Linked DNA regions of Mus musculus: region 2 is linked to region 1. A link is a contact called in ENCODE Hi-C or POLR2A ChIA-PET data. All regions are on one chromosome and are shown on one strand. The core of a region is the stretch at or near the end of the contact, and the rest is flanking DNA. Distances in the headings are between cores, read along the strand shown. Region 1 holds the start of Cyth1 (cytohesin 1). Region 2 holds the start of Usp36 (ubiquitin specific peptidase 36).

The links. Hi-C counts contacts between places; a loop is a spot of excess contacts on that map. ChIA-PET counts read pairs that join two places held with the same protein, here RNA polymerase II (POLR2A).
Region 2: a loop to region 1 is called in a map of left cerebral cortex, with 3 times the contacts of the local background. The contact joins the promoter of Usp36 here to the promoter of Cyth1 in region 1. A Hi-C loop is called at or near these places in 3 of 37 maps with a recorded cell type or tissue (T-helper 1 cell, T-helper 2 cell and left cerebral cortex). POLR2A ChIA-PET finds 5 or more read pairs at or near these places in 3 of 5 experiments (Patski and embryonic stem cell).

What each region holds. Positions count from the first base shown.
Region 1 is chr11:118,246,094-118,250,679 of GRCm38, forward strand. Cyth1 (cytohesin 1) reads right to left here and starts at 2,465. Exons shown (of 14, transcript NM_011180.4): 1 at 2,346-2,465. The coding sequence starts at 2,367.
Region 2 is chr11:118,288,797-118,293,340 of GRCm38, forward strand. Usp36 (ubiquitin specific peptidase 36) reads right to left here and starts at 1,448. Exons shown (of 21, transcript NM_001033528.1): 1 at 1,161-1,448.

The DNA of each region.
Region 1 (4,586 bases), core at 1,215-3,714:
AGTAAAAAGACGTAAAAGTGTATAAAGGGGGCAATGAGCTTCCTTTTCATCCTCCCATGCCGCTCTCTTGAAAGCTTGCACGAATGCCCACATCTGGGATGATGAGATGTCCCAGTGGGTTCAAAAGCGCTTGGTGTTAAGTCTAGCAACCTAAGTTTCATCCCAGGACTGGCAGAGTGGAAGCAGAGAACCCACTCCTGTCTCATAACCTCCACGCGCAATAAATAAATAAATAAATAAATAAATAAAATTTTAAAAAGTTAAAGATGTGAACATCACAATCCTCAAGTCTTTAAAAGTGTTTACTCACATGGCAAAAGGGAAGCTGGGTTTGTGGATGGCTACTACGATCCTTATCCTGAGTTATCTAGGTAGGTGTGACACACAAGTGTCCTGTGAAAGGGCAGCAATTAGACAAAGTGGAGAGATGCTATCCACTGGCTTTAAGGATGGATTCCAAGGGAAGCGAAGCATCCTCTGGAGCTAGGAAAGGAAAGGAGGCCGACTTTTCCCTCCAGTCTCTGGCAGGAACACTACCCTAACAAAATCTTGGTATCAGCCCAGTGTGACCTAATTTGGACTCTCACCTCCAGATCTACAGAGTAAATTTGGGTTTGAGTCCCTCTATTCCTGGCAGTAACAGGAACCAAAGCCTTCCATTTTTCCTTCCCTAGTACAAGTCATGCCTGAGTCAAAGAAGTCACTATTAAACCAACCAGAACAGCAGCTCTTGCCTCACCCAGCGGGCAATAACCAGGGGAGGGTAAGAACAAAGCTTGGCAGAACCCTGGCACCCAGGGGACAACAAAGGACAAGGGGGAGAGAAAAGAGCAGTGGGGAAAGCCAGTGAAGGTTTCCAACCGAAGAAAAAAACCCTGAGGGTCCAAGGGGGCCGAGCAATCCCTCGGGGCCTGCCTGCAGGTGACTGCTTTTCTATCACAAAGGAAGGCACACACCATGTTTACCTGGAAGGTAGCAAAAGCCGGCTTCTTCCACTGAACAGGAAGGCACAGACCTCTAACATTCAAGGAAACAGTCAGTGTTCACACATCTGAAGCTCTGGGAGTTGTTAGCCATAATCCTCATGGCTTCACCGGGTCAGGGTTCTCTAAGGGCTCCCCTGCAAAGCCCTAACACTCTTCCCTCTTGGTACTTTAATATTCCTCACCAGAGTGTGAGGAGGCAAAGTTACCTGTGAGGCAACACACCGGAGTTTGGCTCCACTAAGCCGTATAAGCTTGTTAAGTTCCTGAGCCATACTTCCCTGCCAAACCAGTAAAAGGTCACCACTCGCCCTACCTGCCATTCCTTCTTCCATTCCTCCTGGAAACAATGCTAACAACCACGTAAAGCATTTCAAATAACCTTCTACAACTCCAGAGACTGCACACCCTCGGAGGGACCAGAGCCCTGGCTGTTCGCCAACAAGCAGCAAGGTTAGCCAGGAGAGTCTAAATCGCTTCTGCCCTGGTGGAGGATGTGGACTGGTGTCATTACCCGGCTACCTTCAGGCAACAGCTCAAACTTGATCCCCTTGCCCGGTGTGGTCAGGCCCTGACTGACAGACCAGGGGACCAGGAGCTAATTCACAATGCGACGGTAGCACGAACCTGACCGACGTCCCCGGCTCAGAGGCCCCGGTCAGGCCACTTGTGTTCATCTCAGAACAAAGAGCTGGATGGGGCACATAACTTCTAACACCCCTGAGAGCCGGAAACTACTAGGGAACACAGGCCGGCCGGGCGTGTTAGTCCCGCGGCCGCTCGCGGCGTCTGCCACCCCGGTGACAAGCAGCAGGCGACTCGTCTTAAAGACTACGACCCCGGTCACCTGGCCCTGACTCCCCTCGGCACCCCGGGGCTCCTCAGCATCCTCATGACCCTCAGCGCTCCGGTTAACCCCCGCCGCGGAGACCCTCTAACCCCGGCGACTCCCCTTCCGGGGCCCCTAGACTCGCAAACCTCAGCCCCAGCGACCCCCAGGCCCGAGTAACCTCGGTCCTGGAGCCCGAAAGCAATTCCCGGTTTTACACCCGTCTCCGTCGGCGCCCTCAGGTTCGGGCGACCCCTGCCGTGACCCTCCAGGCCTGGGTGACCCACAGCCCCGGCAACCCTCAGGCTCGAGTGACACTCAGTTCCCAGCGACCCTCAGGCCCGGGTGACTCTCAGTTCACGGCGACCCAAAGGTCCAGGCGACCCTCAGCCCCGGCGACCCTCAGGCCCTCGAGCGTCTGGGCAGTCACCCCCGGGCCCTCGCACTGCCGCCACCCGGCGCTCCGCGTCCCGTCCCAGGGACACCGGCGCAGGCGGAAGCTCACGAAGGGGCAGCGGACCGGCCCCACTCACCATAGCTGTCATCGTCCTCCATGGTGCTGGCGACCGGCTCCGGCCCGCGACCGCCACTGACCTCCCGCAGCCCGCGTCCTGCCAGACACCAGCTCGCCACAGGCCAGCTCCGAGCCGCGGAGCCCCGCCCCCCGCACCGCGCCCGCACTGCCCAGCACGCGCCTGCGCACGCGCCGCCCGAGGCACCGCCCCCGGCACAAGGTCCCGCCCACAGCCAAAACGCGCGTGCGTGAACGCCCTCTAGGCCCCGTCCCCTTGAGGACCTCTTTAGTTTGCGTTTACGCAAGCGCGGCACCTAGGCTCTGCCTATCTATGACTCCGCCCCCAAGTCACGCCCTCTCTCCTTAGGTACCGCCCCCTCTCCTCGGGGCAGGGCAGTTTCGGGTTTCAAGTTTCACAAGCGTGCGTAGGCCGCGGGCGTGGTTTACTAGCCAGGGCCAGCGTCCAGCCACTCGGCTGGTTAAACATACTCAAGGTCACGGGTATAACCCGAAGGGTAAGGTGGCCCTAGCTGTATCCGCCTCGGACACCAACACGTCGAGGAGGAAATTACCTAAACTCATCTGTGTTCGTTACTTATACTTCCTACCGGCGCCAAGTTGCACAGGAGGACATAACTTCCAAATTAGTAGCCTCAATTTACAGGCTCTGCTGCTTTCTTCGGGAGGACCGGTTGATCCCCCTTTGCAGTTGTGGCCAGGGGCTGCTTCTGTGGAGGTGAGAGCATTTATGCGGTAGGAGGTCTCTGCAGAATTAATCAGTGGAAGCACCAACCAATGATCTGAAAAGGCCCTTAGGGAACACCCTGTCCTGTGAACTCTAGCCAAGTGACCAGCAGGGAGTGCATTGCAGCTCAATGACAGAGCACTTGCCTAGCAATGTGAGAGACCCTAGATTGCATCCCAGAGACCAGGGGAAAGGAGAAAACTAATTCCCAGACTCAGAGGGTCTTATATGGGCTGGGGCATCTCTGGGTGGTAGGTCCCTGTCCAGGATGTCCTCCACCACAGCATGCACAAACCCTTCTTACCCCAGAAAGGCCTGGGGTAGTGGTGCTTGCCTGTGGCATACCTGTTGTTAGTCTAGCGTCCCAGGAAACTGAGGCAGGAGGACAATATAGTGAAACTCCACCTCAAAAACAAAACAAAACAAAACAAAACAAAAACCTACAAATACAGCAAAAGAGACACTGGGAAGTTTTGGGACGGGTCTTCCTGATTGAAACAAAGACTTGAAATCCCCCATGCAGCCCCAGAACCAGCCTTCTACCCCCACAGCTCCCTCTCTCTGCAAATCACTGCCTGTAGAGGGTTGTGGGAATCTCTGGGCTTCTGCAGGGCATGAAGGGGCCAGGCCAACCACATGGGGAGGAAGGAGAGTCAGGTCTTTCCTTGTGGGTCCTTCTCTTCGCTGGATGGGCTGCAGCAATCCTTTCTCCCCCATGGCCAACAGCCTTAGTCTGTAATTGCTCAAAATCTCTGTACAACTTAAATAAATTTAAATTCCCCAGTGTGCCACCTTATACCTGTGTCCTGTGGCAGACATGCTGCAGTGGGTATATGCATATTTTCTGAGAAAGATATATGAGGAAAATTGACAGAAATGAAAGGGGAGGTGGAGAAAGTGGGACTTATTTTTTCTTTAAAGATGTTAACATTTTGTGTGTGGGGGGAGGAGGAAATGGATGAGGAGGAGGAAGAGGAGGAGGAGGAGAAAGAGGAGAAGGAGGAAGAGGAGGAGGAGAAGAAGGAGGAGGAGGAGGAGAAAGAGGAGAAGGAGGAAGAGGAAGAGGAGGAGAAGAAGGAGGAGGAGGAGGAGGAGAAAGAGAAGAAGAAGAAGAAGAAGAAGAAGAAGAAGAAGAAGAAGAAGAAGAAGAAGAAGAAGAAGCAGAAGCAGAAGCAGCCAAAAACATTATATTAAGGAATTTATGCATCTTGCTGGGGGTGGGAATAGGGGTAGGTTGGGGGGGGGTGGCACACACCTTTAAGTTCAGCACACAAGAGGCAGAGGCAGAGGCAGAGGCAGAGGCAGAGGCAGAGGCAGAGGCAGAGGCAGAGGCAGAGGCAGAGGCAGAGGCAGAGGCAGAGGCTGAAAGATCTCTGTGAGTTTGAGGTCAGCCTGGTCTACATAGTAAGTTCCAGGACAGCAAGGGCTATAGAGACCCTGTCTCATAAAACAAAATTTACCCATCTCACTTGACCATTGTTTCCATTGTTTCTGTATACATCCTGAGCCACAGAG
Region 2 (4,544 bases), core at 198-2,697, 42 kb after region 1:
GCCTGGCTTCTGAAAATCCCCACCACACAAACATCATTTTCAAAACCACACATGCCTCCCTACGGGGAGGTGAGAACTTTGTCCTGGCCCAACATGGTTCAGGGATGAGCAAATGGGAACACTAACCCAAAGGCATTTGCCACAAGGGCCTTAGGACCAAGGCAGGCTACTCAGCCAAGATCATTTTTGAAGCTATAGCAGGAAAAAAGTGTCTATCATTCTACCTGGAAGATACGGCTATGTGATGTAGGAGCGAGAAAAATGTTCGTGTAGTTCCCAGCAAACCCTCTAACATGCACACGCAGCACGTGTGACTCTCAGGCCAACCGGGATGCTTCCTCGACCCAGGTCTCTCAAGGACTAGGATACTCTGCACGCCCAATTTACATATCTAATTCGGAACTCAAGCCTGGCTCCTCCCTTCTGACAGATGTCATTTAAACAAAGCATTTCCTTCAGCTCTTTAAGCTGTTTTCCAAGAAATACTCAAGTCAGATTCTCAGGGTCACTTACATGCTGGCGAAGACAGAGCTGGGGCCTCCAAGGCATCCCACCGCAGAGCATTCCAAGTCAGGGAACAGTTGAACTACATGCTCTTTGGCATCCTCAGGCATCCAAGGTGCCTCCCTGTCTTAGGATGCTATTCCACCATCTCCATCACCAAGGGTCACGCCACAGACGCAGGCAGGCTCGCGCGCGCACACACAATCACACACCATAAGCAATGGGCATTTTGGTTAGAATGCTATCCTGCTATTACATTTCGGTGTGGATCCGTGTTAAGGATCTGACCCTGCCCTAGTCTATAAAATGGACTACAGCTATACCTCCACCCTAAGATTTCCAGCTCCGGGAACCTTCAAAGGAAAACCCGCTCTGAGAGAACAACCGCGATCCCAGCGACCTCACGTTCCAGAAGCTCCCTGGGATGAAGACTGATGCAATTCCCTGGCTACGCTAGGGTTTACAGGCACCCCTCACATCACCTGTCCCTTCCTCGGAGTCCCTGGCATCCCTTGTTCCTCCAAGTCCCTCGCACCCCAACCTTCTCCAGTGTTGCCCTACGCCCCTCTCACGCCCTGTCCTTCCCGGCGATCCCTGTCCCTTGCGTCCGATGTTCTTTCTGCGTTCCCCGGTGCCCTCGCCGGCCACGCACGCACCTGTCAGCCTTCGCTGGAGTCCCCAAAACCCGCGGGTAGAACGCGCACCCTCCTCGTCCCAAGCCCCGCGGAAGCTCCTGCGCTCCGCCGCGCCCGACCTCGACCTCCTAGGCCTCTCGGGAACCCGCGGAAGGCCCGCGCAGCACCAGCGTCCGATCCGGGCCGGGCCAGCATGCGCACCATCCGGGCCTCCAGAGCCTCACACACGTGTCACCACGACGTTTAAAGGAGCCGCACTGCAATGTGCTCCCTGAGTCCGCGTGAAGGGCACGTTCGCCTTAAGAGGCGGAGCTAACGGCGACTTGTCTCCCTGGACCCTCCCTTCTCTGCTATTCGCGACGCACACGTCACCCCTCCGCCCCGCAGGCCTGCCAGTCTACGCGATGACGCAAGCGCGTAGAGCTAAAAGCTCCGGAAGCGTCCCGGAGTCCAGAGACCCTGCTGCGGCTTGGCGTGGTTCCCGCGGTGTACGCGAGTGGCGTCACTTCCGCTTGCGTGCCTGACATTGCCAGTGCGCAGGCCCAGTGTGCTGCGGCGAGGAGCTCAGGGCTCACGTTCAGTGCAAGCCACCGAGGCTTTGAAGATTCACCGTTCGTTAGTTCTTACCTGCAGGCGTCCTTTTGAAAAAAAACAAAAAAACAAAAAAAACCCTAGCAAGCCGGGCATGGAATGAGGCCCTGGGTTCCATCCATCACTGCATGAAACAGGCGCTGTGGCACAAGAAAGCAGTTTCTGCAACTCTGAGGAGTGGAGGGGGTGGGGGATGATCAGAACTTAAACGTCATCTCTGGGATCCTTGAGATGCTGGCTATAGCCACTCCACCGCTTAACTTAAGTGGCCAAGGCTGGAGGATCATTGGAGAATGTCTTCTGGACCACGTAGCAGAACCTTGTCTTTAAAAAAGGGGGTGGGAGTGGGGGCTGATGGGGTAGTAATGGCAAAGACCAAATCCTGTTAGCCTATACCAATGTCCCTTTTAGAGCTAGAAAGATGGCTCAGAGGTTAAGATGGCTTGTCGTTCTTTCCAAGGACTTCCCAGCACCCATACAGTGGTGGTTCAAAATCTCATGTAACTCTACATGTGGCAGACACATATGACCTAAATTAGAAAAAAAAAGTTCTCTTAGTTTTAAAAAGATTTTGAATTACATACGTATAGGGGAAGAATATCTGAGTGTAGGTGCCTGTGGAGGCCACTGGTGTCTCATCCTCTCTTAGAACTGGAATTACAGGCAGCTCTAAGTTGTGAGCTCCCAGTGTGAGGGCTGGGAACCAAACTCTGGTACTCTGTAAGAGAAGTAGGGGCTATTAACTATTGAGTTCCAGTCCCAGAATCCTCCCTCTTTATTTAGACCGACTTCTTTGTTCTCTGACCACTCTTTGTGTCTGGCTGGAGCTGGCTCTATAAACCCACTGTTCTAGGCTGGCTACAATGAATTACTGCTTTTGCTGTCCCGAGCCTGATACAGTTCCTGGGAAATTCACTGTTTTAGCACGCTTCCTGTGTGGGAGCTGGCACCTGGCATAAGACCTAGGTTTTTAATCCAGATGTTGTTCTAATTAGCCTGTTACTTTGCAAATTTCTCTTACTTGGAGGCTTGATCTGTGGGGACAAAAAAATAAAATAAAATTCAGAGTCAGTAGCTCAGTTGGCAGGTAATAAATTTAGTCCCCAGGCTGGGCGATAGTGGCACACACCTTTAATCCCACTCAGGAGGCAGAGGCAGGCAGATCTCTAAATTCAAGGCCAGCCTGGTCTACAGAGTGAGTTCCAGAGAGCCAAGGATACACAGAGAAGCCCTGTCTCAAAATAAATAAATAAATAAATAAATAAATAAATGCAATCCCCAGATGCCCCCCAACCCCCTAGTGCAGTGGTGTTATAGAAATGTAATCCCTTCTCAGTGAGAAATCACTCTGCACACTTCGAGATCTGTAAAGAACATACTTTTACATGCAACTGGATGTGGCCAATGCCCAGGGAAGAGCCAGCCTCAAACAGAAGAAGGTCTTATTAACTCATAGACAAGGTAGGCTTGTGCATTGTGCATACTTGACACTTGTAAATCTCTTTTAGGTCCAGATCCCAGATTACATATTGAATAATTTAAATAGAGATGGAAAACTTAACTCTGACCATTTGGGCAGATGGCAGATTCATTCAGCAAAGATATTGTAAGGATTCTTTCTTTCTTTTCTTCTTTCTTTCCTTCCTCCCTCCCTCCCTTCCTTCCTTTTGTTTTAGTTTTCTTGAGACTGGGTTTTCATATGTAGCCTTGGCTGTCCTGGTACTCATTCTGTAGCCCAGGCTGGCCCGGAACTCAGAGATCCACCTGCCTTAGCCTCCCCAGTGCGAGGATTAACGGTGTGCACCACTAGTACTTGGCTAGGATTATTTATTAAGTACATCACTGTTGTCTTTCAAATAGTTGTTACCAGCTTCATCTTGCCCACCTGGCAGAATTGTGCTTTTCCTAATAACCCAGGGAACTTAATGCTAGACCATGTCTTAGTGGCAGCTGTGACCCTGCACTGCCCCCTTGAGCTTCCTGATAAAAGCATGTTCTTTGGGGGTGGGTCTGATGACAGATCAATCCAGGTAAACGTTTACATCCTGGCTTAGTTGGTTTTGCTTATTTCTTAGTAAGCCAGGTTACACACTACTTATCTTTGGAATGTTTTGGAGGCAGCACAGGCTAGATTCTACACAATGCATCCGGAGCGAATCTATCAGTAAATCCTCTATAACATCAATTTGGTTACTTGCAGTTTCTTCTGCATGTGTAGTATACACTTGTAAAGAGGCAGGCAAGACCTCCAGTCACCAACTCTCATCTCGTCGTCCTTGAAGAATGGTGTGCGCAGACAGCCAAGGATACAAATGGGAGCCACTTCACTGTCAATCAGGATTAAAATAAATTAAAACAGATGGCCCACCTGCCACCACCAACAGTAATCGAGTATTGGGGGGAGGGGCAAGGACAGTTGCTTAAGGATCCCTCCTTGCCTGGGACTGGAGAGATGGCTCTTGCAGAAGACCTGGGTTCAATTCCAAGCACCATTAGATGGCAGCTAAGAACTGTAACTCCATTTCCAGGGCATCCTTCTGGTCTCTGCAACATCAGCCGTGCAATACTGGTACACAGACATACATGCAGGCAAAGTACCCATACACATGAAATAAAAATAAAGACAGAAAAGTTCCTCACCAAGTTCACCAATATTAGTAGAACTGCCAAACACATTGCTCAGGTGCCAAACAGAACCCCATATTTAAGCACGGGGTGGCGGTAGCAGATGTCTTCAGGTCGAGGCAGGAGAATCAGGAGCTCAGGCTCACCCTCAGCTACATAGTGAATCCAACACTAGCCTGGTCTACATGA